Linked DNA regions of Homo sapiens: regions 1 and 3 are each linked to region 2. A link is a contact called in ENCODE Hi-C or POLR2A ChIA-PET data. All regions are on one chromosome and are shown on one strand. The core of a region is the stretch at or near the end of the contact, and the rest is flanking DNA. Distances in the headings are between cores, read along the strand shown.

Evidence for each region. A loop is a pair of places that touch in the nucleus more often than their neighbours do. ChIA-PET counts read pairs that join two places held with the same protein, here RNA polymerase II (POLR2A). Pooled maps may share reads with other maps.
Region 1: POLR2A ChIA-PET joins it to region 2 with 16 read pairs in Caco-2. The contact joins the enhancer-like site here to the promoter of HDHD3 in region 2. A Hi-C loop is called at or near these places in 1 of 50 pooled maps. POLR2A ChIA-PET finds 5 or more read pairs at or near these places in 2 of 52 experiments (Caco-2 and WTC11).
Region 3: POLR2A ChIA-PET joins it to region 2 with 14 read pairs in activated CD8-positive, alpha-beta memory T cell. The contact joins the enhancer-like site here to the promoter of HDHD3 in region 2. POLR2A ChIA-PET finds 5 or more read pairs at or near these places in 4 of 52 experiments (H1, activated CD8-positive, alpha-beta memory T cell and activated T-cell).

Annotation. Positions count from the first base shown.
Region 1 is chr9:113,453,627-113,456,965 of GRCh38, forward strand. It overlaps a transcript of RGS3 not described here. Among named protein-coding and RNA genes, the nearest start is that of RGS3, 8.4 kb to the right of the region's middle. Within about 2 kb of position 1,830, at least 22 of the 41 ENCODE cell types and tissues checked have a DNase peak (open chromatin) inside an H3K27ac peak, as active enhancers do.
Region 2 is chr9:113,375,736-113,378,955 of GRCh38, forward strand. It overlaps HDHD3 (haloacid dehalogenase like hydrolase domain containing 3), which reads right to left and starts at 1,251. Exons shown (of 3, transcript NM_001304509.2): 1 at 994-1,251. RefSeq lists a silencer at 1,103-1,622.
Region 3 is chr9:113,487,238-113,490,201 of GRCh38, forward strand. All of the region lies in intron 5 of RGS3 (regulator of G protein signaling 3), which reads left to right. Among named protein-coding and RNA genes, the nearest start is that of RGS3, 25 kb to the left of the region's middle. Within about 2 kb of position 1,379, at least 7 of the 41 ENCODE cell types and tissues checked have a DNase peak (open chromatin) inside an H3K27ac peak, as active enhancers do.

The DNA.
Region 1 (3,339 bases), core at 580-3,079, 78 kb after region 2:
TATAATATACTCATTATATGATTATATAATATACTCATTATATGATTATATAATATACTCATTATATGATTATATAATATACTCATTATATGATTATATAATATACTCATTATATGATTATATAATATACTCATTATATGATTATATAATATACTCATTATATGATTATATAATATAATAAATATATATATCTTCCATGTCTTTACTTCACATACTCTTTTTTTATTTTTATTTTTAAACAGGGTCTTGCTCTGTCACCCAGGCTGTGATCATAGCTCACTGCAACCTCGAACTCCTGAGTTCAAGCCATCCTCTCATGTAGCTAGGACCACAGTCATGTGCCACCATGCCCAGCTAATTTTAAAAGTTTTTGTAAAGATGGGGTCTAAGTTGCTCAGGCTAGTCTCAGACTCCTGGCCTCAAGCCATCCTCCTGCCTCAGCTGCTCAATGTGCTAGGATTACAGGTGTGAGCCACCATACCTGGCGTACTTAACATGTCATTTCTCGGTTGGTTTCTATTGATTTTCTCCTTATTATGGTTCATATTTTTTTCTGCTTCTTTGCCATACCTGTTCACTTTTTATTAGATACCAGATTTAACAAATTTTGCCTTTTTGGGTTCTAGATATTTTTATATTCTTACAAGTATTCTTTAGCTTGTTCTGGGATGCAGTTAAGTTACTTAGAAACAGTTTGATCCTAGCTGGGTGCGGTGCATGCCTGTAATCCCAGCACTTTGGGAGGCTGAGGTGGGTGGATCACTTGAGGTCAGGAGTTTGAGACCAGCCTGGCCAACATGGTGAAACCCTGTCTCTACTAAAAATACAAAACTTAGCCAGGTGGGGTGGTGCACACCTGTAGTCCCAGCTACTTAGCAGGCTGAGGCATAAGAATCACTTGAACCTGGGAGGTGGAGGTTGCAGTGAGCTGAGATCTTGCTACTGCACTCCATCCTGGGCGACAGAGCGAGACAGTATCAAAAAAACAAAACAAAACAAAACAAAACAAAAACCAAAATCAAAAACAGTTTGATCCTTTTGGGTCTTGCTTTTAAACTTTTTTTTTTTTTTTTTTTTTTAGATGGACAAGTACAGCATTTAATCTAGGGTTGATTATTCCCCACAACTGAGGGAAGACCCTTCTGAGTATTCTATCTAATACCTCCTAAGGAATTAGAAGGTCTTTCCACTCTGGTTGATGAGCTTAAGAACTATTCCTGGCCCTGTGTGAGCTTTAAAGATTGTTCCCTGTAATTCTTTGGTGGTTCTTTCCCCAGCCTTGGGATACTTTCCTCAAACCCATGAGCTCATTAGCACTTAGCTGAAGTTGTGAGTGGGGACTCTCTGGAGACCTCTGGGGCCCTCTCTTTGTGTGACTGTCTCCTCTCTGGTACTCTGCCTTGGAACTCTAGCTGCCTTGGCCTCCCGAACTTCTCAGTTCAGGGATTTGGAGTTGGCCTGAGTTCCCTCTCCCTTTTGGAAAGTCTCTCCCGGGAATAAGCTGGGCTGATCACAGGGCACAGCTTGTCTCTTTTCTGTTTCTCAGGGATCACTGTCCTTCGTTGCCTGATGTACAATATCTTAAAAACCATTGTTTCATATATTTTGTCCAGTCTTTTAGTTGTTTCAGGTGAAGGGAAAATCCAGTTCCTGTTATTCCATCTTGGCTGGAAACAGAAGTCTATATTGTTTTTTAATTTTGAAAAACTGAGGGCCTCTGGAATGTAGGATTATGCCAGGCCAAGTTGCTCATTATCAGGCCAGGAAAAGCAGCTCTTGAAGAGGCTGAAAGGGCTTCCAGCCTAACTGCGAGGGTGCTGAGTCATTCTAGCAGAGACCAGGCACTCTGCTTTTCTGGCTCTTATCAAGTCTTTAGCTTTTATCTTTGGACTCAACTTACTAGTTCACATTCCTTTGGTGGTGAAGGTTTGGTCTCTTCCACTTTGAAGCAGTATCTCTCCGCTTACACTTGAAATCTTGAATCTTTTACTTGGTTCTCTTTAGTCCCTGTTTGTGTATTTAGGTCACTAGAGGCTTCTACATCTGGGGCACATTAAAGTTCCTCAGTGGTATTTACAGCAACCAGCATCTGTTTCTGTAGAGAACAATTAACCCAAAGATACCACCTTGTTCTACCTTGAAGATGAATTACAGAGACACTTTTAAAAGGCAAATCCTTCATTTCAAGGGTGAATAAAATACCACTTAACAAAGCATTCCAGCTGGTTAAATTTAGGACATGAAAAAAACCTGACCCAAGAATATCGTCTGGCTTTGAGTCCAGGGTGTTTTTCCTTTTAGAGTAAATTTGGTACCTTTTCATTCATGTGAAGTTGTTGCCCCCCAGCATTTTATTCTGGGATGAAAGGTCAACAGGGACTGTCTTGTTGCTAAATCTAATGGACACTTCTCAGTTATTAAACCTACTGGACCTCTTAACAATATTTGACACTGTTGACTATTATTTCCTTCTTAATACATCCCCTGACTTTTCCTTCCCCTTTCAGGCCTTTCTTCCTCTGCCTGTTTTTTCAGTTGGTACTACTCTTGGTTCTGTCCTGAGCTTTCTCACATTAAACATTCCCTGTGGGCTGTCTTATGCATGCTCATGGCCTCACAGGGAATTCCTAAATCTATATTTCTAGCCTAAGTATTTTTTGCTGAGCTTCAGACCATTATGTTCAACTGTTCACTTGACATCTTCACTTGGATGGCACATGGGTCACCCAACCTTAGCAGGCTCACAGTTGAACTCATCCATTCTCCCCTCAGTTCAGCCCTGCCTCTCATGTTCTTCATTTCTGCAAAGGGCACTTCTAAACAATTTCTCAAGCCAGAATTCCTTGCATTCCATCTTCTACTCAATCACCATGGCCTGTTGATTCTATCTCTTTCCATCCCTATTGCCACTTCCCTAGTTTGGTCATTGTCATCTTTTACCTGGATGACCAGAAAAGACTTCTAAGAGCAATTTTTGCTTCCGACCCTCATGTCATGCAAACGCCTCCACCCCTAACCAATTTGTTTTTTTTTTTTTCGTATTCTAGCCAGAGCAATCTTTCTAAAATGTGAATTAAAGGCTGTTGGGATCTTGCTTAAAATATTTGACAACTGCTCTATGCTCTTAAAATAAAGCCCAATCTCCTTATAATAAAATATGCAGCCCTATATGATTTATTTATTTTTTTTTTGAGACAGAGTTTCGCTTTTGTCTTCCAGACTGGAGTACAATGCGATGATCTCAGCTCACTGCAACCTCTGCCTCCGGGTTCAAGCCATTCTCCTGCCTCAGCCTCCCGAGTAGCTGGGATTACAGGCATGCGCCACCACACTGGCTAA
Region 2 (3,220 bases), core at 1-2,500:
GAGGCTGGTGCAGCTTCTTTCCCCAGACAGAGCTGATCCCAGACAAGGCCGTCCCCTTGAAACCTGAGGGGCCAGAGTTCAAAGTACGGCTAAGTTGATACTTAGGGAAGGGCGTCACTGGTAAATCTGGGGGAGCCTTGGAGGAAGTTTGTCCAGGAAATGAATTAAGGAGACTCATCCAAAGATCCTCTCATTTTGCAGGTGGGTAGACAGAGACCCAGTGAGGGGCAGTAATTTACCCCCAAATCACACAGGGAGTCACATTGGCACAGCTAAGACTAGAGCAGAGGGCTCTGGCTCCTGACCCACGGCTTTTTTTTTTTTTTTTTTTTTTTTTTGAGGCGGAGTTTCGTTCTTGTTGCCCAGGCTGAAGTGCAATGGCGCGATCTCGGCTCACTGCAACCTCCGCCTCCCAGGTTCAAGCGATTCTCCTGCCTCAGCCTCCCAAGTAGCTGGGATTACAGGCATGCGCCACCATCCCCGGCTCCTTTTTTTTTTGTATTTTTAGTAGAGACGGGGTTTCTCCATGTTGGCCAGGCTGGTCTCGAACTCCCGACCTCAGCCTCCCAAAGTGTTAGGATTACAGGCGTGAGCCACTATACCCGGCCGGCTTTTTTTCTTTTTTTTTTTTTTTGAGACAGAGTCTCACTCTGTCACCCAGGTGTACAGTGGTGCGATCTCGGCTCACTGCAACTTCCGCCTCCCGGATTCAAGCGATTCTCCTTCCTTAGCCTCCAGAGTAGCTGGGACTACAGGCGCGCGCCACCACACCTGGCTAATTTTTGTATTTTTAGTGGAGACGGGGTTTCAACTATGTTAGCCAGGCTGGTCTCGAACTCCCGAACTCGTGATCCTCCCCCGCCCCACCCCGCCCCCCGGCCTCCCAAAGTGCTGGGATTACGGTAAAGGCGTGAGCCACCGCGCCCGGCAGGGCTTTTTCGATTTCTAAAACCGCGGGTTTGGGGCTCTGCGCTGCAGGCACGAACTGCTCACCTTTTCTCCCCACCTCCAGGGCTCGGGAAAGGCGAAGTCCAGGAGCCCGGACCTGACGCAGAATGTCTATAGCTGCCGTCGGCAGCGTGAGCTGGGGCGGCGGTCCTAGGGGCCTTGGCCGCGGCCGACCCCTTGGGTCCCCTTCTCAGCTGTAGGGCGTCCACGGCTCCGGGCCGGTTCCTGGGCCCAGGACCCACCTGACTCACAAGGAAGCAGATTGAAAACGCAGCCGCAAGGCCCGCGAGCTCGGGCGGAGGTGCGCAAGCGCCGGGCGGTGGGGCGGGGATCGCGCGGGCCGCCCCTCCCTACCATCCCGACCCGCCTCTGTCCCCGCCCCGTCCCCGCCCTTATCCCCCTCACCTTCGCCCTCTCCCGCCCCATCTCCCGTCGCCCTCGCCGTCCCCTCTCCCTCCTTCGTCTCACTGTGCACCTCTCTGCGCCCCTGTCACCCGCCTTCACTGCGCGCCTCCGTTACCCTGCACCATCTACGCCCCTTATTCCCTCCCCGCACCCTCTGAGGTTCCCCAGCCCGCACCCTTCCGCTCCGCAGCCCCCGTTACCAGCACCTTCTCCGCCCTGTCTGCGCACCCCCTGCCCGCCACACCGCCGCTCCTCACCGCTGTCTCCGCTCCCCATCCCCAACCCCGGCTCCTGGCCTCCTTTGGATCGGGAAACCCCCGAGAAGTACCCAGGTTGAGTGGGAGGAGGGGAGTTGGGACCCAGCCTGGCTTGCTTAGTGTTGTGTGAACCTGGGCAAGGCCCAGCCCCTCTCTGGTCTCAGGGTCCCCAGTTGGTATTGGAGGGAATTGCTTTCAGTTGGAAACTTGTTAAATCCAAGATAACTTGGTGAGGGTAGAGTCCGCTGCAGTAACCTGCTTTTTTATTCTTTCTCTTTTTTTTTTTTTGAGACGGAGTCTCCCTCTGTCGCTCAGGCTGGAGTGCAGTGGCGCGATAGCCCACTGCAACCCCCGCCTCCCAGTTTCTTGCGATTCTCCTGCCTCAGACTCCCCAGTAGCTGGGATTACAGGTGTGTGCCACCACACCCAACTAATTTTTGTATTTTTAGTAGAGACAGGGTTTCGCCGTGTTGGCCTGGCTAGTCTTGAACTCCTGACCTCAGGTGATCCGCCCACCTCAGCCTCCCAAAGTGCTGGGATTACAGGCATGAGCCACCGCACCTGGCCTCTTTTTGTTTTTAAGAACCCTGTGGTACCATCCTGGCTAACACGGTGAAACCCTGTCTCTGCTAAAAATACAAAAAATTAGCCGGGCATGGTGGCAGGTGCCTGTAGTCCCAGCTACTCGGGAGGCTGAGGCAGGAGAATGGCATGAACCCGGGAGGCGGAGCTTACAGTGAGCCAAGATTCTGCCACTGCACAATATTTGCCTGGGCAAAGAGCGAGACTGTGTCCCCAAAAAAAAAAAAAAAAAAAAAGATCCCTGTGGTAAGAGCCTGGAATCCTAACCACTAGACCACCAGGGAGCTTTTTTATTCTTTTGAAGAATAAAAAAAGAGTTTTATCTTTGTTTGCAAAAGTAATGTATGTTGGCTGGGCGCGGTGGCTCACGCCTGTAATGCCAGCACTTTGGGAGGCTGAGGTGGGTGGATCACCTGAGGTCAGGAGTTCAAGACTAGCCTGGCCAACACGGTGAAACCCCGTCTCTACTAAAAATACAAAATTAGGCGAGGTGGTTCATGCCTGTATTCCCAGCTACTTGGGAGGCTGAGGAAGGAGAATCGCTTGAACCGGGGAGGTGGAGGTTGCAGTGAGCCAAGATCAGGCTACTGTATTCCAGCCTGGGTAACAAGAGCAAAACTCCATCTCAAAAAAATAAAAAAATAAAAAAATAATAAATAAATAAGGTATGCATGTAATGCATGTTAGTCTCAAAAAACTAAAAAATACAAACATATGAGAGTTGGCCATGCAGAGGGGAAGGATCTGAGTGATGGTTAAGGGACCCCCTGATGCAAAGGCCTCCAGGCAAGAAAGTTTTTTTTCCGAACCAAAGAGACACTGAGGAACTATAGGAATGTTGCTAGCCAGGGGGTTTGGGCCAAAGAGGCTGGGGAGGTACCGGAGGGGAAGCTTTGAGATACTTCTGTGCCTGTGCTCTGTTCCTCTTTAGTCTCATCACCTTGCACTATGACCTTAGGCAAGACAGGTCATAAGACAGCCCCCACCACCCAGGCCCCTTTGAGAGGGTCTTGCCGCATACCCTGGAG
Region 3 (2,964 bases), core at 129-2,628, 110 kb after region 2:
AGTAGCTGGGACTACAGGCGCCCGCCACCGCGCCCGGCTAATTTTTTGTATTTTTAGTAGAGACGGGGTTTCACCTTGTTAGCCAGGATGGTCTCGATCTCCTGACCTCATGATCCACCCGCCTCGGCCTCCCAAAGTGCTGGGATTACAGGCGTGAGCCACCGCGCCCGGCCTGTCTCATTTAATTCTTACAACAGCTCTAAGAAGAGTGTGGTTTTGTCCTAAGTTTTCAGAAGAGGAAACTAAAGTTTAGAGAGGTTAGGAATTTGCCTAAGGTCATACAGCCAGTTAACAATAGAGCCGGGATGGAATCCAGGTGGTTGGACCCCAGGGTCTTTCCTCTCAACACTGTACTGACTCATGGGTGGACAGGTGAAAGGACAGAAGAAAGAGCCAGTAAAGTAGAGAGGGAAGGGCAGGGCAAGAGTGGAGTGAGGAGGGATCTGCAAACTCATTGACGTTGCTGGAAGGTTAAGTACAAAGTAGGGACTGGCTAAAGATTAGCTGAAGAGGTTGGTATAAGCCAAGTCAGATGATTCTGTAGATTCTCTTTGGAGTATGGGGTTTCTCCTAAGGGCCGGTGGTTCTCGATCCTGGATATACATCAGAATTCCTTGGGATGCTTGTCAGGAACCTAGATTCTTAGGTGCCGCGTCAGATTAATTACATCCAACTCTTCATGGGCAGGGCTGAGAAATCTGCATTTAAACATGTTTGCAGGGTGAACCTCCTGCAGTCACTTTGGTGTTTGGGAATGTCTGGCCATTGGGAGATACTGAAGTGTGTCAAGCCAGGGAATGATGGATGCACATTCTAGATCTATCACTTTGGTAGGTCTTTGGAAGGTTGAGGTGAGAGAGAGGCTTTGGGGCTAGGGAGGGGAAAACAGACTCAGGCCATATTTAGGAGATTAAATCAGTAGTGCTTAGTGGTGATTTGGCTGTGAGAGCAGTGTGAGAAGTCAAGGGTAACTCCTGGGCGGCTGGTGGTGTCTCCACCTAAGACAGAGTTACTGGAGGTGGAGGTGAGTCAGCTTGGGATACGGTGAGATGCAGGTGCTTGGAGGGGAGCCAGGTCAGAGCTGTGAAGTAGGGCTCACCTTTGCCTACCTGGAACTTGGAAGACAGAGATATGGGAGCCATGAGCAGGAAGGCAGTGGGTGAAATTCTGAGCAAGTGAGATTGTCAAGGAAGGTCATCGAATGCTAAGGACCAAGGGTCCGCTCCCTGTCTTTGAAGGGACAGGCCAATGAAGGGAAGGTCCTGAAGGAGACAGCAGAGTGTCAGAGAGGCATATGGACGCCCAGAAAGCCCTTTGGGTGGAGGCAGACACCAAACTGCTGGAGAAGGAGCCGGTCATGCCCTTCATGGCTTTTGGAAAAGAAAATGAGGCCAGGGAAAGTGAGTCAGCGTCATGGGGCAGTGTCTCCACGTGTTGCCTATTTTGGGAAAGTGAGATGCCTTATTAAACAAACTACAGCCAAACTCACGGTCACAGTCCCAGCCCGAAGCTCAGGAGGATCAGGGCCTTGGGAGCAGAGGGCCCTGTGAAGCTGTGAGCAGCACGCAGGCCGGCCTGGCCTCCTTGCGCTCTCCTTTTCCTCTCTCCTTTATCGATCCATTTCGGAGCGAGAAGGCCTCTGAGCTGGAGGAGGCAGACAGAGTGATTGCAGGAAACTTCGGCTCTGCTGAATGCTCTCAAATCAAATTGTGCCTCTCTGAAGGATGGACATTCAACTTATCAACATGAAAGACAATTGTGGAAGGAAGGAAACAAACATTTATGGAATTCTTCTCTGTGCCAAGCACTTTACATACATTATCTCATTTTATCCTCATCATGATCCTAAGAGGTAGGACTTATTATTGCCCCTCTCTTCAGAGAAGAGGAAACTGAGGCTTATGAAAGCCGAGGCACTTGCTTGAGGTTATGTAACAGCTCATATTTACCAAGCACTTACTGTGTGTGGACATTAAGCACATGGCACTCGTTCTCCAATTTAACCCTCACAACAACATAAGAGGTAGGTATTATTATTTTTGCTCTTTTATAGGTGAGGAAACAGGCACAGAGGCGTTACATAACTTGCCTAAGGTAACACAGATAGGGTGCCGTGAAAACAAGATGTAAATGCAGGCAAGCTGACGCCAAGTCCAGGTTCTCGCAGCTACATTACGGTACACTTGACCATCTCACATGGATGATAAATGACTCCAAAGCATACTCTTTCTGTGTCAGTATGCTTGCTCCTCAGGACTCAGGGTGCTTCTCTTTGCATTTATAGTGTAGTTTCATTGATTGATTGAGACAGGATCTCACTCTGTCACCCAGGCTAGAGTGCAGTGGTGTGATTAGAGCTTACTGCAGCCTTGAACTCCTGGGCTCTAATGACCCTCCAGCCTCAGCCTCCTGAGTAGCTGGGACTACAGGTACATGCCACCACACCCAGCTACTTAATTTTTTTTTTTTTTTTGTAGAGACGATGCCTTGCTATGTTGCCCAGGCTGGTCTCCAACTCCTGGCTGCAAGTGCTCCTTCTGCCTCAGCCTCCTAAAGTGCTAGGATTACAGACATGAGCTACCGCAGAATTTATAATGGAGTTTTATGTAAATTATTCAGCCAAATGTGTGGTGGTCACATTTTGAAACTGATAGGAGATAACAGGAAAGCATCTGTTTCACTAATTCTCACGATCCTTCCAGGGATGGCTGTGAACTTGTGTTAGAGAAACAAGATGATCTACAAAGAAGTTCTGGGGAAGGGCCAGATGATTTCAGTTCATCATGGTGATCACAGTGGGAACTGAGGAGAACCAGGCCTCAGCACAGTAGATTTTGGCTTAGCTTTGACTAGCTGTATGACCATGGGTCAGTCCCTTCCCTGCGCTGAGCCTCAATTTCCTTGTCTGTAAAATGCAGTGATCACTAATGTTTCTTTCAGCTTCAAGTTTCTGGGAGTTTTTTA